2 separate regions of the Homo sapiens genome follow, and region 1 is linked to region 2. A link is a loop called in an ENCODE intact Hi-C map of the cell type or tissue named here. Cell type or tissue: gastrocnemius medialis. All regions are shown on one strand. Links, peaks and the distances in the headings refer to the core of each region. The heading gives the core; the rest is flanking DNA. Region 1 holds the start of FABP3 (fatty acid binding protein 3). Region 2 overlaps HCRTR1 (hypocretin receptor 1).

What was found. A loop is a pair of places that touch in the nucleus more often than their neighbours do. Peaks named below come from ENCODE experiments on the same cell type or tissue, not always from the same donor. Only the 100,000 strongest peaks of a DNase experiment are listed, where the experiment ranks them.
Region 1: a loop joins it to region 2, with 7 times the contacts of the local background. A loop is called at or near these places in 3 of 110 quality-filtered maps.

What each region holds. Positions count from the first base shown.
Region 1 is chr1:31,367,174-31,382,932 of GRCh38, reverse strand. It overlaps FABP3 (fatty acid binding protein 3), which reads left to right and starts at 9,857. Exons shown (of 4, transcript NM_004102.5): 1 at 9,857-9,991; 2 at 13,376-13,548; 3 at 15,439-15,540. The coding sequence starts at 9,919. It overlaps LOC124903892 (a long non-coding RNA gene), which reads right to left and starts at 8,634. Exons shown (of 2, transcript XR_007065573.1): 1 at 8,546-8,634; 2 at 5,446-6,121. RefSeq lists silencers at 5,837-6,131, 9,377-9,671. In gastrocnemius medialis, for the core only: a CTCF peak has its summit at 9,290; DNase peaks (open chromatin) are centred at 9,172, 9,852, 10,638, 11,662 and 2 weaker places; H3K4me3 peaks cover 4,346 bases; H3K27ac peaks cover 6,593 bases.
Region 2 is chr1:31,620,487-31,636,245 of GRCh38, reverse strand. HCRTR1 (hypocretin receptor 1) reads right to left here. Exons shown (of 9, transcript NM_001525.3): 5 at 15,160-15,403; 6 at 14,654-14,769; 7 at 12,497-12,723; 8 at 11,128-11,249; 9 at 8,633-9,456. The coding sequence ends at 9,266. PEF1 (penta-EF-hand domain containing 1) reads left to right here. Exons shown (of 5, transcript NM_012392.4): 2 at 724-1,024; 3 at 2,932-3,087; 4 at 3,608-3,751; 5 at 5,404-6,380. The coding sequence ends at 5,633. Among named protein-coding and RNA genes, the nearest start is that of HCRTR1, 11 kb to the right of the region's middle. RefSeq lists enhancers at 10,382-10,882, 10,883-11,383, 11,568-11,717. In gastrocnemius medialis, for the core only: no CTCF peak of the experiment used is centred there; DNase peaks (open chromatin) are centred at 8,095, 8,555, 8,735, 9,645 and 2 weaker places; H3K4me3 peaks cover 811 bases; H3K27ac peaks cover 5,962 bases.

The sequences.
Region 1 (15,759 bases), core at 4,792-12,791, 250 kb after region 2:
CTTGCATGTAGATGTAGCCAAGAGAGAAGAGATGTGTGCAGTGGCCAGGCCATGCCTTTAATTAGGAGGAGTGTGTCCTCTTCCCTTTCCCCCTCTCTCTAGTTGCAGTGGGTGCATGGCTGAGCCCTGCCAGACTGTGCAGTCTGGACAGCTGCCACAGCCACCTAACTGATATCTTCCATGCAGCCTCCACACAGCAGACAGGGAACTCTTCCCATAATACAAATCAGATCATGAAGGTCCCCTGCCCGAAATCCTCCATTACTCTCAACTGCTTTCAGAAGGAAGGCCAGACTCCTGGATGATGAGCAAGGTCTTCTCCTGTGTGCCCTACATTATCTTTCCATTCTCATCACTTGCCATTTTTATCTTCTGCTGTCACCCCAGGGCAATCATCAGGAAAATCTCATCCTCTCTCAATGAATCCTTCTCCTCTGCTTTCCCAATTCCCCTCCCCACATCTAGTGGACTCCTATGTGCCTATCCTTCAAGACCCAGCCCAAAGAGTGCCTCCGTATGAAGCCTTTCCTGACTTTTCTGGCAGAGTGGGGGGCTCCCTCCCTCCATGGTATTCCATGGTATAGAGACAGCCCTATGTGATAGTAATAGCCTTTCTGTATTGTCATAGTCTGTAGACAAGTCCACCTCTCCCATCCCTCTATGAGGGCAGGGACCAAGTCTAGGTCATCTGTTGGTTATCCATACTCAGCATGAGGCCAGGCATCAGACTAGTGACAGTCAAGTTCAATGAGTGATTGACAGAGAAAATGTGTGTGTGCACACGCATGTGTGTGAATGGCCTAATCTGGCTAGAGGCCCAGGCCAAGGAGACAGAAGACATCTATAAATAGCCCCATCCCCAGGCCCCACACCAGGCCTGGTGCCCAGATAAACTGACCCTGGGTGAGGGGACAGGGGCCCAGAATGGGCAGGTAGAGACTGAATACTGAAGAAGAATCCTCTGGAGTCTGTTAGCAGAAGCAGATGGGCCTTGCCTGACTATTGGCAGGCGGACCTGGTGGTCAGACCTCAGTGATCCTCAGGGACCAGTGAATATTTCAGGCTGGGGCTGAGCATCACCTGCTCCCTTGGCCCCACTTATAGGGCAAAGGGGAGTCTACCAGCCTACTCACTGATGACAAACTGGAAAAGTTTGTCCTGTCTCTGCTCTGGCCCCACCTCGCCCTCTCCCCTACTTGGAAGTTCCTTTCCTGAACCACTGACTGCCAAAGCTTGAGGGATTAAATAAATCATCTGGCCCAACCTCCTACCATAGAGTTGGGAACACTGAAGAAAAGAGACTGGCCCAAGGTCACAGAGAAGGCAGGGTGAACACTGTCACAGGGAGAGCCAGTGTAGAATAATGGTTAAGCCACGCAAGCTCTAGAACCACTCTATCTGAGTGCAAATCCTGGCTGTCATCTGTAAATCAGGGATGAGAATAGTACCTGCCTCACTAGGTTATCGTCAGGGTGACATGAGTTTGAAAGACAAAAAGCTGCTAAGTCCGGTGCAGTGCTCAGGGAGTGCTGCACCAATGTTAGCCACAATTTTCTGCACCTGGCTCATAGCACACAAAGCTTCTCTATACCCACAATCTCATTTATTCTCTCGAAAGGTTAGACATTACTATCCTCATCACACAGAGGAGGAAACAGGCACAGAGAGACTGACTTGTCCAAGTTCATGCAGGTATTGTGTCTCCCAACTTTCCTTGGTGGTCTTTATGCCTCCTCCCCATTTCCTCTGACAGGTCATAAACTGGCTCACCAGTGGTGGGAGAAGAATCGGTAGCCAGACATATACCAGCCTACTATGACTCCTAGTGCTGCCTGGGCTGGTTTTTTGTTTGTTTGTTTGTTTGTTTGTTTGTTTGTTTTGAGACAGAATCTCACTCTGTTGCCCAGGCTGGAGTGTGGTGGCGTGATCTTGGCTCACCGCAACCTCTGCCTCTTGGGTTCAAGCAATTCTCTTGCCTCAGCCTCCCGAGTAGCTGGGATTACAGGTGCCCGCCACCATGCCTGGCTAATGTTTTTTTATTTTTAGTAGAGTCAGGGTTTCACCATGTTGGCCAGACTGGTCTTGAACTCCTGACCTCAAGTGATCTGCCCCTCCTTGGCCTCCCAAAGTGCTAGGATTACAGGCATGACCTGGACTGTTTTTACTCCTGCACAGGGTGATCCCATTCTAAGGACAGCCTTCTTCATCTGACTTTATCTTTTCCTGACTCTGATCCTATCCCTCTAACCTCATGGTCCTCCCACCGCCAACCTTTACAAGGAGAAATCTTTCACCCTGGGCTCCAGTCCTGGTCACCCCCAGCCCACCCAGTCCTTCCTGCAAATGGGCTCCTTCCTTTTCCTATCCAGTGTCTTTGTTTACTATAGAGTCCTGGGTTGCTGCCCCATCAACCCATCCCGGATAACTCCCAAGATCTCAGCCCAAGCCAGGCTGACAGTGTTGGCTTTGTACTTGCTTCCTGGAACACATCTGGCCTCAGACTCCTGAGGCCAAGACACACTCCCTGCCAGCCACCCTGCCATGGCTTGCCAGCTCTCCTCACCCAGGGACAACAGTGGGCATCTGTCCACACCAACCAGGCTCGTCAGGTCTCCGGGAGCTGCTTGAATCCTTCCACAATCTTGGGTAAGCTGTTCCTGAATAGAATGCATTATGAGGCATGACTACTGGACCATGTGTTTGGTGCCAGAAGAGGGGATGGAGGCCAGGCCACATGGCACATGAACATGCTTGAGACCTCATGGTGATGTGAGGTGCCATTTTATAAGCCTAAGGTTTACCTTTCTAATTATACTTTACCTAATCCAATATTAGAGGCTATTTAGAGTTTTGCAGAGGCAACCTTTTTTTCATTTGAGAGAAAAGGAAACTGAAGTTTGAGGAGGGAGCCAGGGTCAGCCCCAGGTCTGGGGCCTGGTTTAATCACTTTCTGGGAATAGCCCCATCCCCCCAAAAAAGCTGCTGTTGAGATCCAGGCTACCCTCATGCTTTCCAAAGGGCAATTCTCACCTGGGAGTACTTGGGGCCCCACCACACACAGGAAGTGGCCCAGGCTACTGGCCCTCAGGGATGGAGTGAGAAAGAGGACACAAAACAGGATACTTTGGCAGGAGGAAAGTTGAGAGTAGTGGAGGAGATGGTGATGGTGTCAGAATTTCAAAACAGAGAGAACACTGCAAGAACAAGTGGCTTTCTTTTTCTCTGGAGAGACTGTCCACTCCACAAATACATGCCAGGTCCTGTGCACAGCAAGAAGCAACACAGACTGGGTCCCAGCCCTCTAAGGGCCTCCGGTGTAATGGCAAAGACAGACTCTGAAACAAACATCAAAGCAGGATAGGGAAGGCCAGGGAAGATGGTGTTACCCAGAAGCAGGATAGTTATGCTGAAAGCTGAAAAATGAGTAGGAGTTGGCCGGGTGTGGTGGTTCATGCCTGTAATCCTAGCACTTTGGGAGGCTGAGGCAGGTGGATCACTTGAGGTCAGGAGTTGGAGACCAGCCTGGTTAACATGGTGAAACCCCATCTCTACTAAAAATACAAAAATTAGCCAGGTGTGGTGGCAGATGCCTGTAATCCCAGCTACCCAGGGGACTGAGGCATGAACATCGCTTGAACCTGGGAGGCACAGGTTGCAATGAGCCGAGATTGCACCATTGCACTCCAGCCTAGGTGACAGAGCTGGACTGTCTAAAAAAATATATATATATAAAGATTTTTTAAAAAAGAAAAGACTGTAGGGGTGAGGAAGAGCACTGCTGGCAAACATAAAGAGAGAAACATGGTGTCCCCTCAAGGTACAAAAAGGTCAGAATGGCTGCAGTGTGTGTGGAAAGCTGGGAGAGGCAGGTAGGGGCTAGAGTGTGTGGGCTGTGATGCTTAGGCTGTGGCTATGGGGTCATGTCAAAGAAAGTGGGTCTTGTGCTAAGGACCACAGGCAGCCAAGGAAGGAGGCTGGAAGAGAAAAAACATAAACCAGGTACGCCTGTCCCAGCTACTGGAGAGGCTGAGGCAGGAGGATCGCTTGAGGCCAGGAGTTGGAGAAACATCCTTTGTGCTGCATTCCTCAATTTGTCCTCCCCTAGCTTCTCAGAGTCCTTGGGAGGCTGGCTAGGTGAGAATAGTGATAATGCTCTTTGCAGATTTAGAAACTGAGACCCAGTGAGATCATGACTTGCCCGAGGTCACACAGCTGTTGTATACATATGGCAAGACTGGAACCCAAGTCTCACTCCAGAGCCCCTAAAACTAGGGAGGTAGATAGATTCTCTCCTTCACTCACTCATTTGTTCATTCATTCAATATACTGTACCTGTCTACAACCATACCACCCTGAATGCACCCGATCTTGTCAATATACTATACCTTATTCTCCGCCAGAAACTCTTCTTAAAAAGGATTTCAGCAACAAATTAGACCAAGGAAATAGATGAGACCAGGCTATACAGTCTGGGCTTTCTTCTGTCAGCAACAGGGAGAGGATGGCTTCTGAGAAGGCAGATTGCCCCTCCCCACTGAGGTACCCCCTGTCCCCCAGGGCAGGGAGGGTCATTGTTCTCATTTCAGGGAGCATTCTGCCACAGGCAGCAGTTTCTTAGAAGCAAATTGGTGTTGAGTAAACCTCTACCTTCTGCCATCATTTGTTCTCTCCAGCCCACAGTATCTGGAACTCTTGGGGAACAAGGAAGCAGATTTCCTAGTGGCAGAAAGAACACTCCACCCACTGTAGCTGCAATCCCCCTGCACTGTGAGCTAAGTGAGAGCAGGGAGCTCTCCTGTTCACCCTGGATCCTCACTGAGCCTAGCACAGTGCCTGGCCATAGGAGGTGCTCAATTAAGATTGGTAGAATGAATGAATATTTAAAGAGAGAGAAAGGGAAATATGAGGAAACTTATGTCCAAGATCTGAAGGCCACTCTGTGACCTCAATGAAGAGGAGTTGGCCATATACTTGAATCCTTTCCTACTTATTCAGGGTCTCAAAGGGCCTTGGCTTACTCAAATATCCCGGGGAAAAGAACTGGAAGGAGGAAAGGAGAAAGGAGTTACTATTCCTTCAATATTAGTGCACGGTAGGCTTTCCATTTGTTATCTCTTTTAATTGTCCTAACAACCCTGAGAAGTTGATGGCCTTCCTCTATTTGGGAGAAAACAAGACTCAGAAGGGGGAAAGGGAGCTTGTTCTAGGTCTCTAGCTAGTAAATGCAGGCCTGGAGTTTAGAATCAGGGCTCTTTCCAAAGACACTGCATCTGAAGATGTCAGAGGCATTCTAACCAGAGTGACTCCATCTTGAATAGAGGCTGGATAAAATGAAGCTGAGACCTGGCTGGGATGCATTCCCACAAGGTGAAACATTCTTAGTCACAAAATGTTTACAGTTAAGAGTTAAGGGAACAGGTTAATAATTTACTAAACAGACATTTCTTTACTTCTCTAATAAACTTGCTTTTACTTTATTCTGCGGATTTGCCCCGAATTCTTTCTTGTGTGAGATGCAAGAACTCTCTCTTGGGGTCTGGATTGGGACCCCTTTCTGGTAACAAAGACCCCATGGACCAAGGGCATAAAAAGAAGGGATGTCTAAGACTTGCTGGTTCTATGGCAGGCAGAGGCAGAAAGAGCCCCACCATCATTCCCAGCAAATGGGAAAAGTTCCCAGTTGCAGATATTAGGGGTGGGATGGGGCGGGGGTAGTCAGCAACCATAGACTTAGACCCTGAAGAGGCAAAAAAGGAGGGCCATGTTCTTGGGTCAGCAGAGCTTCTACTCAGCTTCTTCAGCCTCTAGCTCTTTCCTGGTGCTAGTAGCACATTCTCTAGTGGAGGCATCCAGATGGCAGGGAGGGTCCAGGAAACAGCTGAACATGCTGAGCAGGCCTCCCTTGTCCCCGCTCCCCATGGCCCCATGGATCATCCGGTGCTGCAGCTCATCTCATTGGCTGGCTTCTGGTTACTCATCTCTCCTCTTCTCCATCTTCCCAGCCTGTGGTTGCCGTGGAAACATAGAACAGTGACCTCACCATAGGATGAGGGCTGGGGAGATGCTGTTCTTGGCAGGCGCTGGTCTTGCTGCCTGCCAGATGTTATATCCACATCTGGATCTGCCAAGGGCAAGACAGAGGAGTACAAAAAGGGACAGGGCTCACATTCTTCCCCAAATGTAGTCAGCATAACAGAGGAAGAGGATGCAGGTAGATCAGAGGGATGAGGAGAGAACTGTACATACTTAGAAGGGAGAAGGGTGTAAACCAGGAGGAAAGGAGATGGGGTGTGGCTTATGGGTTAACCTCGGTGACCCAGGTCTGAGCACCATGGCGAGGTGAGGGAAGGGCAGTGAGGGTAGTTGGTCTGAGGTTTGTCGAGTAGAGCTCCTCAAAGCCCCGTGCTGCTCAATTTGGACAGGCCCAAGAGAGGGAGCAAATGGATTTTCTGGCAGTGACCCCACCCCAACCCATTCTGAAAAACCTCTATAGCCCCTTTTTCAGTTGAAGCCCTTTCTAATCCTGTCCCAGAAATAATAAAACTGAGGATTAAAGAAGCAAAGCAATCTGCCTCAGGTAACTAACTCAGTAGGTAGTGGCAGAGCTCAGACTAGGTCTTAGGTGTCTGCACTATCCCTGGAGACAATAACAATAGCAGCAGGAGGAGCAGCAGCAGTGAACTTTCGTAAGTCAACCATGCTTAGCATTTAAATGTATTATCTCGGGCCAGGTGTCGTGGCTCACACCTGTAGTCTCAGCACTTTGGAAGCCGAGGCAAGCAGATTGCTTGAGGCCAGGAGTCCAACACCAGCCTGGGCAACACGGCAAAACCCTGTCTCTACCAAAAAAATGCACAAAAAATTAGCCAGGCGTGGTGCCATGCGCCTGTAGTCCTAACTACTCAGGAGGCTGAGGTGGGAGGATCCCTTGAGTCTGGGAGGTCAAGAATGCCATGAGCTGAGATCATGCCACTGCACTCCAGCCTGAGTGACAGAGTGAGACTCTCTCCAAATAAATAAATAGGCCAGGCGTGGTGGCTCATGCCTGTAATCCCAGCACTTTGGGAGGCCAAGGCAGGCGGATCACTTGAGGTCAGGAGTTCAAGGCCAGCCTGGCCAATATGGTGAAACCCCGTCTCTACTAAAAATATAAAAATTAGCCTGGCGCGGTGGCCCGCGCCTATAGTCCCAGCTACTTGGGAGGCTGAGGCAGGAGAATCACTTGAACCTGGGAGGCTGAGGCAGGAGAATCACTTGAACCTGGGAGGCAGAGGTTGCAGTGAGCTGAGATAACACCATTGCACTCCAGCCTGGGTGACAGAGTGCAAGACTCCATCTCCAAAAAAAAATCCCTTCATTTTAAAGATGAAACTGAAGCTGGCGTGGTGGCTCATGCCTGTAATCCCAGAACTTTAGGAGGTCCAGGTGGGCAGATCACCTGAGGTCAGGAGTTTAAGACCAGCCTGGCCAACATGGCGAAACCCCGTCTCTACTAAAAATACAAAAATTATCCAGATGTGGTGGCAGTTGCCTGTAATCCCAGCTACTTGGGAGGCTGAGGCAGGAGAATTGCTTGAACCCAGGAGGTGGAGGTTGCAGTGAGCCAAGATCACACCACTGCACTTCAGCCTGGGCAACGAGACTCCTTCTCAAAAAAAAAAAAAAAAAAATGGAGACTCAGAATGGCTTAAGTGAATTGCCCAAGGCCACACAGCTAGTACCCAACAAAATTCAGATCAGAACGCAGATCTGCCAGCAGCCATTAGCCCAGCCCCAGCTCTCCATCATTGCATTACAAGGGCCACATAAGGAGTCAGTTCTAGTTCCTGGCCACACAGTCCTTGAGAGGAGGCCCTATGTGTGAGGGCTGCGACCTTGAGTCAGAAATCATCTTTTCCCCCTCCTCCTCTCCTGGCACCTGTTCCAACAGTGAGATCACCAAGGCTCCATGCCCAGCCCTGAAGCCTGTCCCTATAGCTTTGGCAGAAATGAGCCTCTGAGTCTTCTGGCAACTGGACCGTCCAAAGGAATCAAGATCTTAGGGTGGGGAGAGGGCTCTTCCTCCCTGGCCTTGTTCTCAGAACAGTCCAGGGAAGGGAGGCAGGGTTTGCACATGGAGAAACAGAGTCCCAGGAAGGAGGGCCTGCCATACTCTACGCACGTGGCAGGCCTCTGGGCTCCTGTGTTGGCTCCTGCAGGCCCACCCTGGACAGGCTGCTGCTGGCTGAAATTCAGTTCGGCACTACTCCTTGGTGTGCAGGGCCTCCTGCCATCCCTCAGAAATTCATTTATACCTCACTTCCTTTGAGAAGTCTACATTGGGCCCTCAGGTCAGGACAGGACAGGACTCCCTTTAGAGGCACCACGCTAGTTTTATGTCTGGCTGCCCAGAGGTGAATGTGTGTCTTGTTCCCTGTTGTCTCTCTCCAAAGCAGGGCCTGGCACAAAGTAGGTGCTTTATTAACTGCTGAATTAATGAGTGAGCTCCTCAGAGCTTCAACTTGTTCACCTTTTTAAAAAGAGAAAATAATACAGTAACACCTACTTCATGGATTTTGCTTTAAAAGTCCAATGAGGCCAGGTGTGGTGGCGTGTGCCTATAGTCCCAGCTGCTGGGGAGGCTAAGGTAGGAGGATCCCCTGAGCCCCGGAGTTTGAGGCTGCAGTGAGCTATGATGGCGTCACAGTACTCCAGCCTGGGAGACACAGCGAGAGACTTTGTCTCTAAAAAATAATAATAAAATAAAAAGTTCAATGAAACAATACACCCAAAGCCCTCAGCATGCAATAAATAGCAAGACAAGGCAGGTCTTATTTTTACTGAAAGTGCTTAGTAAACTATACAGTGACAAACCACCGCACAACAGGCTCTCGAAAGGAGGCAGCAAATTACCCAAAAGTGCAGGCGGCTTGCTAGTGTGCACAGGCCAAAGAAAGGGCGGCAGGTGGGGAAGGCAGCCATGGGCCTTGAAGAGCTGACCGAATTGGCAGAATTTCTGCAGGAGGGGAGCTGGGAACGACCTGAGCTAAAGCTCGGAGCTGTGCGAAGAAACCGGAAAAGCCCAGAGCACTTGCAGGGGCGGGTGGGGAGCTAGATGGTGGGGTGGGGTGGGGACGGAGGAGGGCCAGCAGGAGACATTCCGCAGGGAGGGGCAAGCACGTGTGAGGCGGGCGGGGCGCGAAGGGTCAGGCTTTTGCTCAAAACAGGCAGAGGACAAGGTCAGCTCAGCCGCAGACCGAGCCGCTGGTGACTGTCTCCGCCACCAGGCAGTGAGAGTGAAGGGAGAGCGCGAGCTCTGAAGCCCGCTAGACTAAGCTTGCAATCTGAGCTCCATTCACCCCCTCCTATTTCTTGAGACCTTGTCAGTTCCCCTGTGAGCCTCGGACTCCTCACTTGTAAAACGAGGACAGATGCCCGTGCCAGAAGTCAACCAGAGCTTTCCCCGGCGTGGGCACCAGCCCAAGGGCGTTTTGCTTTTCTAGTCTCATCTCTGCTCTGACGCTAAGCTCAAAGAGGGACTGGGGGACGGGAAGATATCCACCATGGCATGCGCCCTAGCTCTCGGGCTGGTGTTGGCTGCTTCCTTCTCAGATTCCAGAGTGCCTAGAGGCCAGGAAAGGGAGAAGGTCCTACCAGCCTGGGGTAGGGACTCGGGGGCCAGGCACTGGCGCTGACGCAGGCTAGCAGGGCGCCACTGGCTGGTCCCCACCCACCTCGGTGGGTTGGGGGATGGGCGCACCAGCCCCTCCTGGGTGAGCCCTAGCCTGGGGCTTCCTATTTCGGGAGCCGGGGGCGTGGGCCACGTCTCCTCATGTGATGCGAGGGCTATTTAAAGCGGCAGCCCGGGCAGGGAGCCGCCGTCGGAGCCCTTGCACGCCTGCTCTCTTGTAGCTTCTCTCAGCCTAGCCCAGCATCACTATGGTGGACGCTTTCCTGGGCACCTGGAAGCTAGTGGACAGCAAGAATTTCGATGACTACATGAAGTCACTCGGTGAGCAAGCCGCGGGGCTCAGGATGTTGGCTTGGGGACTGGCTGGTGGCGTGCCTAGCCCCACGCAGCACTCCTGCCGCATCCCTCCTGGTTAAGACTGGGGAATAGGGGAGCGCGGAGATGGCAGCCTGGCCTAGAGCAGGTGGGGCCTGTTCAGAGGGGGCTTTGGTGGTCCAAATCTGGTTAGAGACCACGGTAGGGAGGTGGTGGAAGGAGGCAGCTGTGTGGGAGGCTCTTTCCAGGAAGAGGGATATGTGATTTGGAGGTAGGAGGAGGGTTTGGATAAAGAACACTGATCACAGGAAAGGGAGTGTAGCCAGGGGAGAAAAAGAACAGGGGCATGGGTAGTTTAGAAATTGGAGGAGACTGAACCCAGAAAGGGAATGGGGCAGCCAGGGAGTGTACAATGATGTAAACAAGTAGGAAATACCTAGGAGGAAAAAGATTAGTGGGGAAAAAACTGTGGATCAGTGAATCAGATATGAGAAGGACGTAAGACAGGAACCTGCAGTAAGCAGCAATCCCCATCTCTGCTTGGTTAGGGAAGAGAATTCTTGCTGGAGAATGCCCTTTCTCACCAGCCAGTCTGACCTTGTCCTGCAGTCTATGTATCCAGGCCTTCATCACTGTCTGTGAGCCTCGTGGTAGGGTGGGGCAAGAGGCCCATGATCAGCTGGGCCTTTCCTGCAACCCAAGGCTCACCTATCTGTGCGAGGGGTAGGCAGAGAAAGCCATTGGACTTCTGATGTGCAGTAGAGGGTCCCAAGGCAAGGTCAAGACCTGGGAGGGAGGATCACTGGTTTAGGAGGATGTGGAGAACTGCTGTGGTGTTGGGATGGAGAAGAATCAGGATTCAAAGAATCTCACAGGTGAGGAACTTGGAGATTCCCATACCATCTAGTTCAACAGGGAAACTGAAACCAGGAGAGTAGAAATGTATTATAACAATTCCACAGCAGAGCCAATATGAAAATCTAAGGTTTCTAGATCTGTAACCCAGAGCTCTTCCCACTACCCTACAGGCCCTGCGAGTGGGAAGAAAAGTAGAAACTGCTTAGCTAATGATTGACCTCAGCCCTTCTTCTACTGCTTTGGGCTTAGATGGAGAGGTCAAAGCTCTCAACGGCCTCTACCCTATCTTGGGCGCTATGCCCAGTAATTCTAGGCAGGCAGTCATTCTTAGAGGAGCAGCCCCCAGCCCCCACGAACACAGCCCAGCAGCTATTGGGAAGTTGGAATGCCCAGATTTAGTTCCTCCTTCCAAAGCTGGGCCAGAGCTGAGTCTTGAATTGAGCTGCAACAACTTTACCATTCTTGTTCCCTTATTCTGCCCCGAGTTGGGTCAGCGGGCTGGTCTCCCTGAAGTCCTGTTATCTTTCAGCAGCTTATGTTAAGGCAGCCAGCATTCTCATCGTAGGAATGGAAAGCCTGGGAAAATACCCTCCTCAGCTCTCAGTAAGTAGTGCTGGCTTCATTTCTAAGTAGAACCCAGATCTCCCTGAGTCTCCTAAATTCTGTCAGCTCAATATTCTTAGTTTCTCTTGGTTCAGACCCTCACTCATCCCGCAGTGGTTTCCTTTTCAAACACTCCATACCTCTGGGTAGATCCTAAGTGAACAGAGCTCCCAGTGCCGTGACAAGGTCCTGCTCTGTGCAAGGGAGTGTGATTGGCCTGACTCATCCTGATACCAAGGGGCAATGCCAAGTTCCTCACTGGCCAAGCAAGGGTGGGCTGACAGCATAACAGCAGAGGCAGCCCCTGCCCCTCCTGCTGTAGACCTAGGGCTCTCAAGGGGCAAAGAGGTCCCGTCTAGTACCAGTGACCACAGGCACAACTGCTGGCCTGGATTGAGTATGTGCTGGACAGAATCGCCCAGTGAAAATAGTCAACAGTTTTGGAGCCGAGGTTCAAATCTATGTCAGTAGTTTATTCTCTTTGAATTTCGACAAGACACTTCGCACTCTTCATTGTAAACTGGGGATAATCTACGCTTCGAGGCTGTTACAAGCATTAAGTAAAACAACCCATGTAGGGCATGTGCAGAGTACCTAGCTTCCAGCAAGCACTATGTAGCCAGGTACATTTGGAGACTTTACACACACCACCTCACTACACTGGGCTGCCTCCTGCCTCACCTTTGCCTTGGAAGACAGTTCAATGTTAAGCTGCTGGGGGGAGAGGGGGCAGTCATGATTAGTTCTTTGTTCTTTACTTGGTTGCAGGACACTTAGGACTTTGCCCAGTACCCAAGGAAGCCATGCTTGGGTCAGGAAGAGAGTCTCTGTAAAGCCTTAGACTGGGAGTCAGGAGACGGGTTTGAGTCTAACTCATTGTTGCTACCGCTTTAGGCTCCTCCTGAATCTGCACAATAGGACAAATACTTCCTTTGTACCTAACTCCTAGATCATAGATAACAGGCTTTGAAAATGATGGGTTGCCATGTATAAGGGACAAGAGCACTAACACTTCTTAGTTTCAGGGTAAAAACTTCCAAAGTTGGAAAACTCCTATGCCTAAGGCTTTGGAAGGGAAAGTCTATGTTTCTCTTCTTTCCTCAGCCTTATTCCTAAGGCTTTGAGAGCTTTTCAGGTGCCCTGGAAGGCAGCCTTATGCTCCAGCCTTGGGAGGTAGTATAGCTGAGCACTTAAGCAAGCTCTGGACTCAGACAATTCTGGGCTTCAATCTCAGATTTGTGACCCTGGGCTTTACCTCTGTTTTTGTATCTGTAACGTGGAAACAGTCTTCAGAAGAACAGGAAGAACTAAATGAGATAACATGTACAGTTCTTACTACACAAAAAGCTCATAGTACTTAATAGTAGCTTTTTTTTTTTTTTTGAGGTGGAATCTCACTCTGTTGGCTAGGCTGGAGTGCAGTGGCACAATCTCGACTCACTGCAACCTCCACCTCCTAGGTTCAAGCAATTCTCAGCCTCAGCCTCCTGAGTAGCTGGGATTACAGGCACATACCACCACATCTGGCTAATTTTTTGTATTTTTAGTAGAGACGGGTTTCACCATATTGGCCAGGCTGGTCTTAAACTCCTGGCCTCATGTGATCCGCCTGCCTTGGCCTCCCAAAGTGTGATTACAGGCGTGAGCCACCACACTTGGCCCAATAGTAGCTTATTCTAATCCCAGCTCTGCCACTGACTTGCTATGGCACTGCTGTTCCTTAAGTATCTCTCATCTAATGGGATCAGTTATCTGTGTTCACCAAACAGAACTAAGCGCAAGACTGAATTTTAAAATTCCCATGCAAAGGCTTTGAAAGATACAGTCCTCCACTTCCCCATACCCAGGCCTGAGAGTTATTCATTGAGTTTCTTGTACACTGCTTCTCTACCCCAGCTCATATACTCATAACCTTCCCCCTACCCTCAGGTGTGGGTTTTGCTACCAGGCAGGTGGCCAGCATGACCAAGCCTACCACAATCATCGAAAAGAATGGGGACATTCTCACCCTAAAAACACACAGCACCTTCAAGAACACAGAGATCAGCTTTAAGTTGGGGGTGGAGTTCGATGAGACAACAGCAGATGACAGGAAGGTCAAGGTAAGTCAGGGAAACAGGGGTGGGGAATGGAGAGTGCTGAGACTCTAAAAGAGAATAGGCTGGTAGTCTTGGCTCCCTGGTATTGCACCCTGAGGGGCAGACTATCATGGGGAATTTAAATGAAACAAGATTCATAAAGCCTGTGTAGTGCTGGAATGCCACTGATGCTAAATACATGTCAGTTCTGTCCTCTTGTTTTCTTCCCTCCCTTCTTGGGATTCATCTATTGTCTGCCTCGGAATGGGCAGCACAGAGCCAGGATGTTCTTCTGACCTCAGTATCTACTCCAGCTCCAGCTGGGTGACCCTGTGCAAGGTATGCAGTAGCTCTAGGTTTCTTTCCCCTTCCATAGATGGCAGAGTTATGTGGCCATGGCTGTGACCTGAAGTGCTTTAGGAATGATGCCCAGAAGTCAGGGCCCTCCACTGAGTGAGGTCATTGTGACCTCCAGCAGCAAAAAAGGCAGCCAGGAACTAGAAGCACCTACTCAGATGCCGCTTCAACTTCTAACTCCCAGACATGGCCAATGACCCTGACAAACTATTTCCAGTGTTGCCAGCTGACAGGCAGGAAGAGCTATGTTCCGTGATAGGGCATTCACCTTGTCATGAATGTGTTTGCAGTGTCTTCCCACCAAGCCTTAGCCCCTCCTCCCAGGGTTCTATCACCCTGCAGTGGCTGTCTTGGCAGCTTGCCTCAGCCTTCCAGGCCAGGCATGGGAGCGAGAGAACTTAAGGGCTTTGACCTCTATAGGGTGTCCCTATAGCAGTGTTCTATCATGACACTATCATTCAGCCCCATCAGCTGTTTCCTCTTCCTCATAGCTGTCCCCAGAAAGAACAGGATCACACAGGTGGCTGGCAGCAGAGCTGGGGATGGTGCCCAAAGATGGCAGTCTACCTTGGATAAAGGTGGCTGCCCCACCACCTGCTCATACCTCCTTGGACTTGCCTACTTTCTCAAGGGGCAAGAACCCCAATTAAACACAATAGCCCTGTGGAATGCCTAGGGCAAAAATATCTACTCTGAGTAGGCAAAAAAAACTAGGGGAATGAGAACAAGGAGTAAGGTAAGGATAAAAAAGAGCACACTAAGAGACAGGCCTCATACCCCTTATCACCTAAACAATACACAGAACCTTCTCAGATTCTCCTACTGAACCACCTTGCTCATCAGGATCCCTTAGCCTGGCCTTGTGGCCCCCAAACTCCTAGGAAAGAGAGCTGGAAGAGCTGCCAAATGAGAACCAGCTGATGTATGTATGCTGGCAGCACCCAGAGCTGAGGAACCACTTCAAGGGCATCCAGTCACAGGACTTTGTGGTTGCTGCCCTCTTGTTGGCTAAAGAGGTCACATGATGTGGACCAAGAAAAGGTGTAGGAATACAGGGCAGGAAGTCTAATTATCCAATACTTCCTATCACTAAGGGTCTTTTAGACATTATGTGGACTAACCACAAGGCTGGATAAAGATTCTCAGGACTACTCCTCCTCCTCAGTCAGTCTTTCCCAGGGATAGACTAGTAAATCCCACCTGTATCTGAGGGGACCAGGCTACGGGAATCACCTAGAGTACAGATAAGTGTCTGTCTTGAAGGCTTGTGGTACTTCTCAGAGCCAGGCTCTCTGGCTCCACCATACTGCCTGCCTCTCCCTCCTTGCCTAATATCTGAAGGCCTCTTCCCCAGAAAGGCAGTAGTGGAGCAGAGGCTGGAGGTGAACTAGATGTCTTGCAGGGATAGCTGGGAGGCGGATTGCCTGAGCTCTTGTCCTCACACCATCACTAGTTTGGGTCAAAGGCTGTGTGCTCTGTGGCCCAGTGTCCAGACCCCACCCTGCCCCTCAATTCCTGACTAAGATCACAGCTCAGGCCTCTACCCTCTTTCCACAGTCCATTGTGACACTGGATGGAGGGAAACTTGTTCACCTGCAGAAATGGGACGGGCAAGAGACCACACTTGTGCGGGAGCTAATTGATGGAAAACTCATCCTGGTAAGATGGGCAACTTTGGAGCTATATCTGATTGGTTATTACTACTGCTCTTTCAGCCAAGCCTGTTCTAAAAAGCCAAGTCCTCCCCTGAGAGCTGTAGAAGCTGGGACAAGAGAGTGGTTGTGGGTCAGGGTGGTATCAGGTGGGAATTTTCTGTGTAGTGGCTTTGGACTCACACAGGCCGGAACTCAAATCTTACCTTATAGGCTACATGACTGT
Region 2 (15,759 bases), core at 4,528-12,527:
AGGCTGGTCTCTAACTCCTGGGCTCAAGCAGTCTGCCCGCCTCAGACTTCCAAAGTGCTGTGATTACACAGCTGTGAGCCACCACGCCTAGCTGTTGAACTGGCCTTTGAAAGCATTGTATCGTATTGCCTTAGGAATAGGGTCTCCCCTGCCTGCCTCACAGAGTTGTGAGTGAGGATAGGGAAATGTTTTTACATCAGGGTAAGGAAGACATGCTGTGGATGAATCCATGCTATAGCTATGTCATTTGTGACTGATGAGGGTCAGGGGTGTGTGTTAGAGACTGCGTTTGCCCCATGAGTTCTGCAGATAGAGATGGGAGTACCACAGGATGGGCATTTGGAATTCTGTTTGATTCATTTGCCTATTCATTCATACAGGAAATATTTACCAAGTATCCATTCTACACTGGGAGCTGGGGATAAAGTGACAAACCAGACAGGATCCTAGCCCTTGTGGAGCCCCTTGATGTGCAGGAAAGGAGAGTTAGGAAAGGAGGATTTCAACCCTGACTCTGCAGGTCATTGGCGGGGTGACTTTGGGTAACTCGTTGCTCCTCTGGAAGCCTCAGTTTGCCCATCTGAGCAGTGAGATCATAATTCCAACCCTACCTATAGGATCAGTTGAAAGGATGGTGGTGGAAGTGCTTTATGGTTGTAAAGTGCCATACTCTGCCTAGTTTCTGGCCTCATCATTCTGACTGATATCTTGCTCTTCCTGCAGGGCTGCCCAGGAGCTGCAGGACAAGCACCAGGAGCCCCTCCGGGTAGCTACTACCCTGGACCCCCCAATAGTGGAGGGCAGTATGGTAGTGGGCTACCCCCTGGTGGTGGTTATGGGGGTCCTGCCCCTGGAGGGCCTTATGGACCACCAGCTGGTGGAGGGCCCTATGGACACCCCAATCCTGGGATGTTCCCCTCTGGAACTCCAGGAGGACCATATGGCGGTGCAGCTCCCGGGGGCCCCTATGGTCAGCCACCTCCAAGTTCCTACGGTGCCCAGCAGCCTGGGCTTTATGGACAGGGTAAGTAGTAATCTTGGACTCCGGGTACCTCTGACGTGGTTCTGAGTTATCCATGGCCAGCCTTTGTCCTTCCTGTGGGTGTGCAGGCAGCCTGGTCTCTGGCACCTTAGCATCTTGCTTCCAGCTTCAGTGTGTATCCTCAAAATGATAAGTTTGTCAGCTAGTTTTGTTGCAAGCATTTATTTGTATTGCTTGCTCATGCTTACTTTCTTTTGCTTACATGTCAGCAGCTGTTAGCTGGCTGTTGAGTTTCTGTTCCCTGTGTCTTTTTCATTCAGGGATACATGCTGAAGGAGCAGCTCCTGTTTGGGATATGTTATCTTTGTGGCAGAGAGAAGGAGCAGGAGAGCTAGCAAGAATGCACAATGCCTCTTAAAGCTTCTCTGAAGTACTGTATGTCTTGCCCACTTGCATTCTTTTGGCCAGAGCACCCCCTGATCAAGACTGACATCAGTAGGATGGGAAAGGATGCCCCTCTGCAAGCCACCAGGCAGTGGGAGAGGATGTACAATGCTCTTATAGGGAAGGGGAGATTAGCAAGTAATCTAATAATAGATTATTGAACTGGCCTTTTAAACCATTGTACCATATTAGTACAATGTCTGTGGGTGTGCAGACTGTGTCTCCTGGCTAGAGATTATTAGCCAGGAGACGATAATGTAGCCTACCATGGGGAGAAACTCAGTTTAAATATCCGTTTCTCTGTGAAAATATCTCAGAAGACACACATTCCAGGCTCTTTGCTGAGGATTTTATTTTGCTGTTATCTCATTTAATCATCACAACAATTCTGGGGAAATGGGTTCATTTTAGAAATGTGAAAATCATTACTCAGAAAATTGTACATTTTGCCTAAAGTCACACAAGCTAGTAAGGATCAGATCCAGGGTTTGAATCCAGGTCTGCTTTGATTCCAAAGCCTGAGCCCTTCTATACAAACTACACAGTTCAAACATGTCACAGAATCTCTCCTGCCCTGGGGCTGTGGCCCTTGCTCCCCTATGACACCGATGTTTTAGGAAGATGGCTAGAACCTGCCCGGATTTTTCCAAGGAAGTCAGACTAATCCCTAAGTCAGGCATACCTTTTTCCCTCTGTCCTTACTGGGCTTTGGTACTAGGCAGTGGTTTCTGTCCTCCACAACTGCCCATGGCTGTCTTTGTGTGAAGGGACCCCGATTGTGGCCAGTTAACTCAGTGTCCTAAGGTAGACAGACTTACCAGCTTCTACACTGTTTTTTTTGGGTTTTTTTGTTTTTTTTTTTTTGAGATGGAGTTTCGCTTTTGTTGCCCAGGCTGGAGTGCAATGGCGTGATCTTGGCTCACCACAACCTCCACCTCCCGGGTTCAAGCGATTCTCCTGCTTCAGCCTCCCCAGTAGCTGGGATTACAGGCATGTGCCACCATGCCCGGCTAATTTTCTATTTTTAGTAGAGACGGGGTTTCTCCATGTTGGTCAAGCTGGTCTCAAACTCCCGACCTCAGGTGATCCGCCTGCCTCGGCTTCCCAAAGTGCTGGGATTACAGTCGTGAGCCACTGTGCCTGGCCACTTCTACACTTTTATCTACCACCCATTCCCCCATCTCGCAGTTTACCTTTTCCAGAGAATTCTTGAAATGCTACAGGGGTACAGGTCCCCGTTCCTTAAAAACATAAAATCAATTAAGAGTAGTGTCTGGAACACTATACGAGAACTCCAGAGGACTCATGGAATAGAAATCAACTGCAAATACTCATGAATCTTCACTGAAGGTCCTCTTCCATCAGAGTAAGAATGTCAGCTTGATGGAAGACAGGGAAGGTGAATTTGTGAAGCTTCGTGTGTAGGAGAAACCTGTAGCCAGGAAGTTACTGAGGCTGGCCCTTCCTGGCATTTCTGTTGATGGCCTTCACACCCCTTCCTCCAGGTGGCGCCCCTCCCAATGTGGATCCTGAGGCCTACTCCTGGTTCCAGTCGGTGGACTCAGATCACAGTGGCTATATCTCCATGAAGGAGCTAAAGCAGGCCCTGGTCAACTGCAATTGGTCTTCATTCAATGATGAGACCTGCCTCATGATGATAAGTGAGTCTCCGCCTTGCCCTTGGGCCTGAGCTGGGGCAGAGCCACCTGATAGTGGACAGTAGGTGGGTAGGTGGGTGGGTGGACATTCTGAAGAGAAATTCATTGACCAGGGAGGACTGTGGGGAGGAAGCTAGGTTCAGGGTGAGATCCCCTAGACTGAGAGCTCTTTTCCTGAGATCTTTCTTAAGTTCTAGACCCTGCCTAGTTACAGGTTAACTTAGTTTCCTCTTCTGTAGAATGGTACTCCCTCCCCTGTAGGAAACAGCAGGGAGGGGTCAGGTGCCAAGCCTGCAGAGAAAATGCAGTTCTGGATGGGGTGGGGCTAAAGGTGTCCAGAGTAGGAGGACGGTGCAACGCTTGATGTGGGTGTCTCAGGTGCAGGCATCTGGGCCTCAGGGCTTGGTTCTGTGAAGTCGCCTACTCCAGCCTGGAGAGAAGGGCTGCCTCAATGGGTCCTGAGGGGGACCCTTGGCCTTCAGTCTTGAAGCCTTCCTCCCCTCCTTTCCCTCCTCACCTTCAGACATGTTTGACAAGACCAAGTCAGGCCGCATCGATGTCTACGGCTTCTCAGCCCTGTGGAAATTCATCCAGCAGTGGAAGAACCTCTTCCAGCAGTATGACCGGGACCGCTCGGGCTCCATTAGCTACACAGAGCTGCAGCAAGGTGCGGGTCATGGCCGGGGCACGATGGGCAGGACAGAGCTAGACTCTTCTCTTTACACCCTAAGATACAACAAAGGGGTTTCCTCTTGTTACCGAATGTCCACCTGCACTACAAAATGCTGTTCTCAGTGCAGGCCTGCATCCCTCACCCCTTCTTTGACCCAGCTGGGGCACTGAGCCAAGAGCCAGGGCAAGGAAACACCTGGGTCCAGAATCAGGGCTGGACCCTGGAGTGCTGGGTGAGACGGCCCCAGCCACAGGGAGCCTTAAGGATGGAAACTTGGCACCTTAAGGACTATGAGACCAGTGTGTGTGGCTTGGGTGACTCCTTTCTCTCCAGTTTCTAGCATGTAGAATGGAAAGAGCCCTGAACAGGGCTCAGAAAGATGGGTCTGTTGCCACCTCTGCTAGTGGACAGTTTCTTTCCCAACTTTTGGGACCCTGAGCACTCTAAAAGTTGCAGTTGGGGAAGATGACCTGAGGCCACAGCCCCAGGTCTGGTTCCAAACTGACTGTGTAAGGCAGAAGGCCACAGTTTGGGCTCAGGCAGGTTAGTAAGAGGTTGGGGGAGGACCCAAGAGGGAGCTTTGCCACCCAGGAGGGAGAAAGGGCTCCCCAGAGAGTCTAGTCCTTTGCCCAGGCTGTGGATTTCATTCAGACTAAGGAGGTCTGTGGGCAGGAGTGAGTGCACCACATCTGCCCCCAGTAAAAGGGAGGGGAGATGACCTATAGTAATCACCTACTCTTGCCAGCTTTTGTCGTGGATATTAGTAAGGGTGATATTAACCACAACAAAACGTATTTACTGAATGCTTGCTATTTTTAATAGGCTTATGTAATTCATTCTTCCCATGTGCTAGGTACTATTTATAATTCCACACCCTTCAATGAAGAATCCCTTATAATCTCCCTTTTACCGGTGAGAAAACTGAGGTTTAGTGTAGGTAACCTGCCCAAGGGCCCGCATAACAAATGGAGAGCTGAGGTTTTAGCCTGGCCTGGTAAGTTCTGAACAGAGGAAGGAAGGAAGCATCCCAGTGAAGAGACAGGATGCTCCAAGAGACCTTGGAGTGACAGTGACTTTATTAAAATAGCATTTACCAAGTGCTTTTTCTGTGCCAGTCACTGTGCTAAGTGCTTTACATGATCACCCGTTTTAATCCTTACTAGAACCTACAAGTTAAGTATTATCCCCATTTTAGAGATGATAAGATAGGGATAGTGAGGCTAAGCAACTTGCCCAGTGGCTGACTCCAGAGCAGGTCCTCATACCTCTGCTGTACTGCCTCTGATGTCTGCCCCAGGCAAGGTGGTCCTGGGAGCTCAGGCTTCCTTTTGGAATGCAAACGAATCAGAGATGATTGCGGATAGTCCGTTGTCGTCTCTGCAATCCCCTGAGCCTCAGTTGAAGAGACAATAATGGAGATTTGGAGAAAGAGGGATGAGGGCCTTCCACCTAAGGGGAGCATCCAGACACGGTCCCTGTTGTGTTTCTGACATCTTAGACAGACCCTTGGGATTTCTCTACCCTCTTTGTGCTTCTGTGCCCATCCTCTCGAAGTTCCTTGAACTGTTGTGATCCAGTATTCCTGATTGATGGAGGTGCTCATGGCAGGTTTTTGTGTGTCTGGTCTGTGTGCCCCTCTTCTCCAGCTCTGTCCCAAATGGGCTACAACCTGAGCCCCCAGTTCACCCAGCTTCTGGTCTCCCGCTACTGCCCACGCTCTGCCAATCCTGCCATGCAGCTTGACCGCTTCATCCAGGTGTGCACCCAGCTGCAGGTGCTGACAGAGGCCTTCCGGGAGAAGGACACAGCTGTACAAGGCAACATTCGGCTCAGCTTCGAGGACTTCGTCACCATGACAGCTTCTCGGATGCTATGACCCAACCATCTGTGGAGAGTGGAGTGCACCAGGGACCTTTCCTGGCTTCTTAGAGTGAGAGAAGTATGTGGACATCTCTTCTTTTCCTGTCCCTCTAGAAGAACATTCTCCCTTGCTTGATGCAACACTGTTCCAAAAGAGGGTGGAGAGTCCTGCATCATAGCCACCAAATAGTGAGGACCGGGGCTGAGGCCACACAGATAGGGGCCTGATGGAGGAGAGGATAGAAGTTGAATGTCCTGATGGCCATGAGCAGTTGAGTGGCACAGCCTGGCACCAGGAGCAGGTCCTTGTAATGGAGTTAGTGTCCAGTCAGCTGAGCTCCACCCTGATGCCAGTGGTGAGTGTTCATCGGCCTGTTACCGTTAGTACCTGTGTTCCCTCACCAGGCCATCCTGTCAAACGAGCCCATTTTCTCCAAAGTGGAATCTGACCAAGCATGAGAGAGATCTGTCTATGGGACCAGTGGCTTGGATTCTGCCACACCCATAAATCCTTGTGTGTTAACTTCTAGCTGCCTGGGGCTGGCCCTGCTCAGACAAATCTGCTCCCTGGGCATCTTTGGCCAGGCTTCTGCCCTCTGCAGCTGGGACCCCTCACTTGCCTGCCATGCTCTGCTCGGCTTCAGTCTCCAGGAGACAGTGGTCACCTCTCCCTGCCAATACTTTTTTTAATTTGCATTTTTTTTCATTTGGGGCCAAAAGTCCAGTGAAATTGTAAGCTTCAATAAAAGGATGAAACTCTGGAGTTCCATGTTTTCCACCATGATTTCTCAGCTACAGGTCCATCCACTCATCCTTTCAGTGACTATTTAAGTACATCCTATACACCACGCCATGCAGAAAGCAGCAGCTTGGGGGGACATTGCCTATGTGGGGCTCCTCTCCACTGCCAGAGGGAAGTTGAAGTATAGGGTAGCCAGCTGAGGGGCCTGCCGGGTTCAGTTCAGTATGGCCTGAAGGTCTATTTAGGAAGCTATTTCATAGCAGTTTTAGGGCTGGCATTCTGGGTTGAAAGCAGCTACCTCAAACTTCATAGCCTGGCCTTTTCTATTTTCTCAGGCCCTAGTTTTATCTTCCAGACAAACTCCATTTATTAAGTCATAACGTTCTCCCCACTTTTATTAAGCACAGACATCTGTACTTGCAAGTCAGATCTTTAGATCAGCATAATACCCAGTCTACACCGAGTGTCTCTAATGAGCTGACCACATTTCAATCAAAAGCCAAAGACACCAGACATTCTAGTTTGCCAGGGGGCTTTATTCTGGGTAATGGTGATTATCTTTTGGCTTTTTGAGATAAAGAGCTCTGAGGCCCTGTGCAGGGCTCTCCTCCCTGCAGTGGGTAGTTGGAAGTAACTATGACTGTTTTGCAGGTCAGTGAGGCCCAGCAGTGTGTCGGGCTTAGCCAGGTCAGTTGCATTCTCCTCTGGGCTGCTGTAGTGCTAGAATCCCCGCATTAGATGGAATCCAGTTCCCAGAGGCCAGCCCCCATCCAGAGCTAAAATTCCGTTCATAGTCCCCATGTGAGTCTGGCCTCTGCTTCGCCAAAGGCAAAGAACTCAGTGCCTTTCAAGGCAGCCCATTTCCTCCATGACTGGCAGAAACATCTTCCTTATGTGGATTCTAAATCCTGCCATCTTGAAGACACCACCATTTGCTGTGGTTTTCTCTGTGGGCCACCCAGGACATACATCACCCTTTATGCATGCCAACCCTCTATATAGTGGAGCCTACCCTATATACCACATTTTCCCCAAGTCCTCTCTTCCCTGGGCCAGATAGCCCTGGGCTCTTGAGCAGTCCCTCGCTGAGCATCTCTGCCCTTGGCATCCTGGTCACCTCCCCTGAATTTTCTTCAGTTTATCTGAGTCCCCCAGAGTGGAGGGCTGAGGCCCCCCATGGTGCTGGGTTCAGCCAGCAGAGCGTGCAGCCATTAGGAGCAGCGCCTGTTGTTTCTTTGTTCCCACTGAACCAAGTGTCTGCTGAAACCCGATGGTGCCAATTGTAGTCTCTCACCTTTGTGCTCAGCTGAGGCTGAGGAGCCCAAGACCTGGATTGATCTTGTAAGCACGGTTGGTTCTGAGCTTGGGGGCCAGCCCTCATACCTCATTCTGCACACTCACCTCCAAGCCTACCTATGCACTGTGCCAACCGCTTTGGATCCTAAGGCCAGTGGGAGTGTGGAATGGGCAGGAGAGCCCATCCTCCTGGCAGCAGCTAGAGCTCTGCCCCGTCCACAGAGAGCTGGGCTGGTAAGTCGTGTGGAGAGCAGGTGGCATACTTAGACCACACATTCCACCTGCTCTGGGTAAAGCGGGGTGCTTAGGAGGAGCAGTGCTTCAACACTCCTGGGCTGGGCCCCTGGCAGCACCAGGGCTCTGCCCACGTTCTTGACGGTTGAGGTCAGAGGGAGCCCACAGCTCTATTAATCAAGTTAAGCAGACCTGGTGGTATGCATAGCAGAGCTGGCCCCTGCCAGATGTCCCTGTTCCTCTCAGCAGAGTAGCACTTCAGGCTGCACTCCACGTCCTTCTCTGGCAACAAGGCTCAGGGCCTTTGGCAGCCTTAAAATCTCGGTGGCAGACGGAGCATGTCTGGCCAAGTCTGTGGCTTTCTCTTTTTATCCTGTGAGTTCATAGAAAATAGGCGCAAGCCTTGGTTTCCAAGAAGATGAAGATAACAGTAAATCAGCCTGTTAACCCGCTATCTGCCCACCCGGCCCCCCTTACCTTCCCCAGGCCACTGGGCCTGTGAGCAGACAGTTGTGTCGAGGGGTGAGGTCCCGGCGTCACAGGATTGGCACCGCATGAGGAGGCAGCACCACGTGTGCCGAGGCCTGGCTGAGTCCATCTGGGATCCCGTGTGGTGGGGGTGGGAGGTCAGCAGATAAGAGCATTCTAGTGCCTTCTTGTCTTCCCTCCCCCCAGCTTCCCCACCTTCTTCTGCTCCTAACCTAAGCAGCACAGATTTTGTGCAATGACAAGGAAAGGGAACATTCAGTGCCAGGCTTTTAATTACAGTTGCTTCGGGCTGCTGGCCTCTCTGCCAAGTGGCCATGGAGAGTGTTTTATCACACCACAAAGCCAACAAGGTCGGGTCTGTGGTGTGTGCCCTTGGCACCTGGTTAGGGTGGGGCTGTGCTCGTGGCCCGCTGGAGAAAGGCTGGGCCCAGATTAGTTCACACAGGCATCAGAACAGCTGGCCAAGTGCAGCCCTGGGCTTCAGGGAGCCATGGAACAAGATGGAAATGCCTGTTGGGACCTTTAGAGCAGACTCCAGGGAAGGCCTGTAATTGGGTAGGAAAGGGGTCTTTAGGAGGATGACCAAGCTCTGGAAGGAGGATGGGGACAGATTATACTGTGGGGTATGGCCAAATGAGAGAAGTACAACAATAATCATGTCCACAACACTTCACAGTTTACAAGGAGCTTTCCACTTGCTTCAGCATGCTTAATCCTCACATCAACCCTGCTTAGGGGACACAAGCTCAGACAGAGGAAGTGACTTATCCAGAGTCACACAGGCAGAAACCCAGGACTGAAGCCACAGCCTTTCACCACATCCAGCTGTCTTTCCATGAGGGGTAGGGGCAGATCCCCCGAGCCGGAGCCTCCAGGGCAGCCCTCGCTCAGGGCAGCACTGTGGTGACGCTGGTGAGCACCACATGCTCAGAGATTTTGGAGATGGAGCATCGGCTCTGCAAGGACAAGGACTTGTGGCTGGCAGAGGAGCGGGGACTAGGGGCCTTCAGAGAGCCGCAGGGACCCAGGCCAGGCAGGCAGCAGGAGAAGGCAGCCTTAAACTGCTCCCGGAATTTGCCTTGGTTGGGAGACAAAAGACACAGCCATAAGGAGACAGATGCAGCAGGAAGGGGCCTTGAGCCCAGGGACACCCACGCAGCTCCAGCCAAGCTGCCTATGAGGGGGCGGGGAGGGAGGGAGGGATAGAGCTGGGAGGGAGAGCCCTGAGGCAACCTCGGCACCGCCAGAGAGAGAGGACAGAAGCCCTGGAGCGGGTTCCCAAGGAGAGACGCAATTGCCATCTGATTCCTTGACTGTGCTCTGGCTCGGAGGCTGACTCAAAACGTGGTGTCTGGCTCGGGGGCCTCAGGTCACCTCTGCTCTCCTTGGTGTGTACGTGGGGGTCACTATCTGTTGCGAGGCTTGTGTCCTCTCTGCCCTTTGATGATGAAAATGACGGCAGCAGCAGCCCTTTTGCATTTGGCAGTCACGCTGTGCTGGGCGCCTCAGCCTCTGTCCGCCAGAGCATCCCAGCACCCTGAAAGGCTGGAGTCCTTTATCCTCACTTCACAGATGAGATGCACAGAGGTACAGTGGCTTGCCCAAGTCCACCCAGCCAGAAGCTGAACCCAATTCTAATTCCAAAGCCCTTCTCAAGGGGGAGGAGGGAAGGAGGGACCACCACACCACATTATTCAGCCCAAGTATACCAGGGAAACAGATTTTGTCAGGCTGAAGCCCCTTTGATCATGTGTCATTAGGCTGCCAGCCTCTCTGGTGCCCAGCACAGGGTCAAGCACATAGTAGGTGCTCAGTAAACATAGGCCAAACAAAGGCATATGTGTCAGTAAGTCTGTCTGCCCTCCCCTCCCCACACAGCTCATCATCTATTCTCTTTTCTGACCTGGAAACCCGCAGCCAGCCTTGTTGAGTAATTCTTGAGTCTCAATGAGGGTTATACTATTGACTCCTGATCCTTTCTTTAACCTTTTAATAGTTCCTCAAAGATTATTTCTGTCCAGGCTTCAACAGTCATCTGGACCTGTTCTTTAGAAGTCTATTCCCAAAGTCAGAGGGCTGGTGAGTCAGACTTCTGCTGAGCTCAGCCTCAGAGCCATTACCACCCTGAGACTGGGAGGTAGAGGGAGGGGGTGGGCACTGTGGGACAGCAGAGAGGAGAGGCCTGGAGTGGGAGTGGGGGTGGCAGGGGAGGAAGACTTCCAGAGGGGACAACCCCTGAGATTCCGGTCACTCTGCCAGTGTGTCTAGCTGAGCCGGCGAAGCCCTTCCCTGGGCCTGGCTTGTCTCTCAGAGTGACCCTACTTTAGCCCTGACACCTGGACTGTGCAATCCTTCCTCGGGCAGGGGCTCCAGGGCCCTCCTCCCACAGGTCTGACTCCCTCCGGGGAGGATGGACTCCTCTGCCTGAGCTGATTGGAGGTCTTGCTGTGCCTGCACCCAGGGTGGGAGTTGGGGGTGAGCTGGCCTAGCCCCTGCCCTTCCACTCACTCACTGGTCTGCAGAATCTGCAAAACTGGATCCTGGGTGCCAGCCACTGTAGGGAGTGTGGCCCGTCTCCCACTCAGGCCAGGGCCGCTTGGGGTGGGTCCTCCCAGAGCAGGATCACTGTGCCCACAGCAGGTACATCCTCACCCACCATCCTTTATTTGGGCCCTGGCTTGGGGATGGGGAGACTTGTCATGTGGACTGTTGGCCACCCTCAGTCATTTTGCATCCCCAGCCTGCTCACCACTGAGGAAGTTGTAGATGATGGGGTTGGCAGCGCTGTTGGCGTACACCAGCCAGTGGGAGAAGGTGAAGCAGGCGTAGACAGCTTCGCGGTCACTGGCTTGGCGGAACATCCCGAACACCCTAGGCCCAGGGTGGAGGAGCGTCAGAAATGGGGTAGCTGCGTATGCATGTACTGGGGGAGTGCTGCTCACAGAACCTGAGCTGTAAAGTGCAAGAGTTCCTACTGCCCACTTCTGTCCACGTTTCCTGGCCTTCTGTACCTGAGGTCTTGGCCAGGGTTTGGGGTTCTCAAGCATGGAGGGTATCAAGCACCGTGATGGGCATCTCTAGCCTCCTGGCCATCGGATCCCCTGGGGCTTCCCATCCACTTTCTCATCCATCCTCACAGCAACATGATGAATCATAGACATCATCCATTTTTCCATTAAGGAAACTGAGGCTCAGAGAAGTAAAGTGACATGCCGAAGATCACACAACCAGGAAGTGGCCAAGCACAATCTCAAAGTGAAACTGTCTTCTGTCCAATAGCCTGCATTCTCTCCCCAGCGCCCTGCGACCCTCTTTGGCTGTCCCTACAGACACGTGCATGGTTAGCTCTCTCACTTCCTTCAAGTCTCTGCTCAAATGTCATTTCCTTGGAAAGGCTTTTTTTTTTTTTTTTTTTTTTTGAGACAGCTGTGTCACCCAGGCTGGAGTGCAGTGGTGCAATCATGGTTCGCTGCAGCCTCAACCTCCTGGGCTCAAGCTATTCTTCCACCTCAGTCTGTGTAGCTAGAACTACAGGCACATGCCACCATGGCTGGCTAATTTTTTGAATTTTAGTAGAGACGAAGTCTCATTATGTTGCCCGGGCTGATCTTGAACTCCTGGCCTCAAGCGATCCTCCCTCCTTGGCCTCCCAACGTGTTGGGATTACAGATGTGAGCCACTGCACCCGGCCCCCTGCTTTTTTTAAACCATTGTATCTAAAGCAAAAGCAAAAACCCACCAACCCTTATCATTGTCACTCTCTGTCCTATTTTATTTTTCTTCCCAGCAGTTATCACTGCCTGACATTATAATATACATTGATTCTTCTATTTACTTCCCTTCTCTCCTGCTAGAATGCAGCCTCCATGAAGGCAGGGACTTTGTCTGTCTTATGCACTTGTTCATTGTATTTCCAGCCCCCTAAAATGTGATGATTAAGTGAATGAATGCGTGAATTTTCACGATAGCCCTAGGAGATGGAGGCTCAGAGAAGAGAAATGGCCTGCCCAAGATCACATAGTGGAGAAGGGGTGGAGCCAGGTCTTTCTCCCAAGCAAGGAGAGCTCCTTCCCCAACCTCAAACTTCTCCCCACCCCAACCATACCCCGTGCTCTCACCTCTTAAGGACATTGAGGACGCTGATGGGCAGGTAGCAGAGGGCGAAGACCAGCAGCACCACCATCAGCATCTTGGCTGTCTTCCTCCGTGCACGCATCTGCTTCACTTCAGCCAGGAAGGCGCGGGCCCGGGGCTGGGGCTCTCCACTCAGGCCCTGCTCCAGGTCCCCCAGCTGGTCTGAGGGGCGCTTCCAGTTCCGCACCAGTGCTGAGGTGGTGCCGGGGATCTGTCCAGCACACATAGAGACAGCAGTGGTGGGTACAGCACCTTGGGAGGGTGGTTGCCTTTTGTGGGGCCTACTCCAGGCTGGACCCCGGGCAGGGTGGAGATGGGCAAAAGGATAAAACCCTTGCAAGAGGAAGGAATCTAATGTTTATGATAGACTAACACTCTGGACTTGAGAGTGAACGATAGACTTTCATTTTCTTTTCTTTTCTTTTTTTTTTTTTTTTGAGATGGCATTTCACTCTTGTCACCTAAGCTGGAGTGCAATGGTGCAATCTTGGCTCTCTTCAATCTCGCCTCCCGAGTAGCTGGGATTACAGGTGTGCGCCACCACACCGGGCTAAGTTTTGTATTTTTAGTAGAGATGGGGTTTCACCACGTTGGCCAGGCTGGTCTTGAACTCCTGACCTTAGGTGATCCGCCTGCCTCAGCCTCCCAAAGTGCTGGGAATACAGGTGTGAGCCACTGCGCCCAGCCTAGACTTTCATTTTCCATTAGCTCTTTGTGAAACCCTCTACAACACGCCTTGTGGAAAGATATTATTGGTCCTTAGGTATAGATGAGGCAACTAAGACTCAAAGAGGTGGGGAACCTTGACAAGACCCCAGGCCACATCCTGTCAACTGCCCATCCATCCTCCCTAAATCTCCAACACTATCTTTGAGGGTAGGGGTGGGGGTGAGTTGTGCCTCCCCTGGATCATACCAGACTATGAGGAGGCCTGGGCAAGGGGTGAGCAGGTGGGCAGCATCGAATGGCCTGGGCCAGTGCCCATAAGCCTGGGGTGGTTCTGGGCTCCTGGAGAAGCCTCTCCTGCCACCGGACACTCAAATCACCCACCACAGAGGGGCATGGGGCTGGAGTTCTGGAAACGCGGGTCTAGAGCCAGCTCAGCCATTCGTGAGCTATGTGACCTTAGCCACCTCATTTTCCTTTCTAAGCCTTGCTTTCATATCTGTCAAATGAGGAGGATCGTGCCTGTGTCCTGCTTGGCTGGGGGGTCTGTGGGGAGCAGATGATGAGTGTTGGTGGACTACAGGGCTGGCCAGTCAGGAAGGGTCCTACTGGACTGGGTGCTCCTCCAAGGCAGGACCTGGGTCACAGCCAGTCCGTGTCCCCATCCGCTGCCCGGCATGGCCTGGGTGCAAGCCAGTACTTCCTGTGGAATGTAGGTGACATCCCCAAGTGTGAGAGTCCCTTCCTGAGCCTGGTCATGTTCTGGCCTGCCTTTTCTCACCGCCCAGACGCCAATCCAGGACTCCCACTCGCTAGGCCAAGGGCCTCTGACCACCCCTGCCCCCCAAAAACCTAAGAAACCCACCGTGGGTCAGTCTGTAATGCAGGAAAGAAGACAGGCCCTGGAACCAGAAGGCTCTGCTGCTGTTGAATCTGGCAAGTTGGTTGCCCTTATTTGGCATTTGTGACGTGGGTAATGTTGCTTCTTTTGTTAGATAGTTGTTAAGACATTGGATGCAAAGTGCCTAATTTGGCAAGCACCACGGAGTTGCTATTATTATTGTTGCAGTGGTACTAAACTGAGCAGTGGGAGCTCACAGATCTGGGCTTTAGTTCCTGATCTACTCACTAGCTGAGTGGTTTGGGGGAAGTTATGTTGATCTTCTGGGTCTCGGTTTTCTCATATATTTAATGTGGGTAATATATGGTGGCTAAGAGGATGCAAGATTATCTGGGAGTGGATACTTCAATAAACGCCAACCACTAATAGAAGGACGTGTTACTATTCCATTCCAGGGTAGCCACTGGTGCTTTTGGCCTTGAGTTTGACGTGTCTCTGGGCTTCCCCTCTCTTTGGTTGCAGCCAAGATGGCATGTGCTGATGGCAGAGGACTGCCTACTCAGTTAGACCAGTAGCCCTCCCACCCCCAGCCCACACAGTGACTGGCCTAGCCCCTGCCCAGAGTGGGCCTCACCTGGCGGCCCCAGAGCTTGCGGAATATCTGGAAATAGGCCATGGCCATGAGGCCCAGTGGGGCCAGGTAGGTGACAATAAAGAAGCAACTGTGGTAGATCTTGGGATAGAGGTCATCTGCAGGGGTCAAGAGATGCAGAGTCAGGCCCAATCCGTGAGCCCCACCCTGCCCTGGTTAGCAATGCCACCCTGTCCTGACTACGGCCAAAGCAAGGCCTAGGAGCAGCTGGACCCCATACAGCCACCATGACAGACAGAGACCCTGGAGTTGTCCAACTTGGGTTGTCCCTCCTGGAAGGACATCTACACTAGAGCAGATGTCTACATGAGGGGAGGCACCCACCCTGGGAGTATCCCTGGTAGGAGCCAGTCTAGGGTGTCCCCTAGGGAAATACCTGCTCTGGGATTTCCCACTTTGGAAGGGACCCTGCTAGATGCCTGTCCTAGGGGTACGTGCTCCCAAAGTGCCCACCTGAGGGGATGCCTGCTTGAGGCTTCCACCATTACCTGCCCAGCGTTCATCACAGACTGAGAAGAGCCGTGTGCGGTTGGCTAGCTCAGGCAGCACACTGCTGCATTCCATGACTGCAGCCTGGGGCACCATGATGGCCAGCGACACAGCCCAGATGCCCAGGATGGAGCCACGGGCCCGCCGGGCTGTGCTCTTGAACAATAGTGGGTGGCAGATGGCATACCAGCGGTCCAGGGCGATGAAGCTGAGAGTTAGCACTGCCACTGACACGGACACAGCCTGCCCCACGGGGACACAACGTCGGTCATTTTGGGGGCCACCCAGCGATGTGAGAGTAGGTGAGTGAGGAGGCTGACGGCAGGTGCAGGGCAGTGCAAATCCTGACTCCACCACTTACTGGCTGTGTAAATGTGGGCAAGTCACTCACCCTCTCTGAGCCTCGTCTACAGAATGGGAATATACCATCTACCTGGCAAGATTCTTGTGCGAATAAGTGAAATCATGTACAAACAATGTCCAGCTTTAGACCTGGCACATGGTAGGTGCACCCCTCCGGTGAATAATAACTTGCACCTACGTAACTTACTATGTGCTGGGCACTGTTCTCATCATCCTCATGACAATCCCACAAAGCG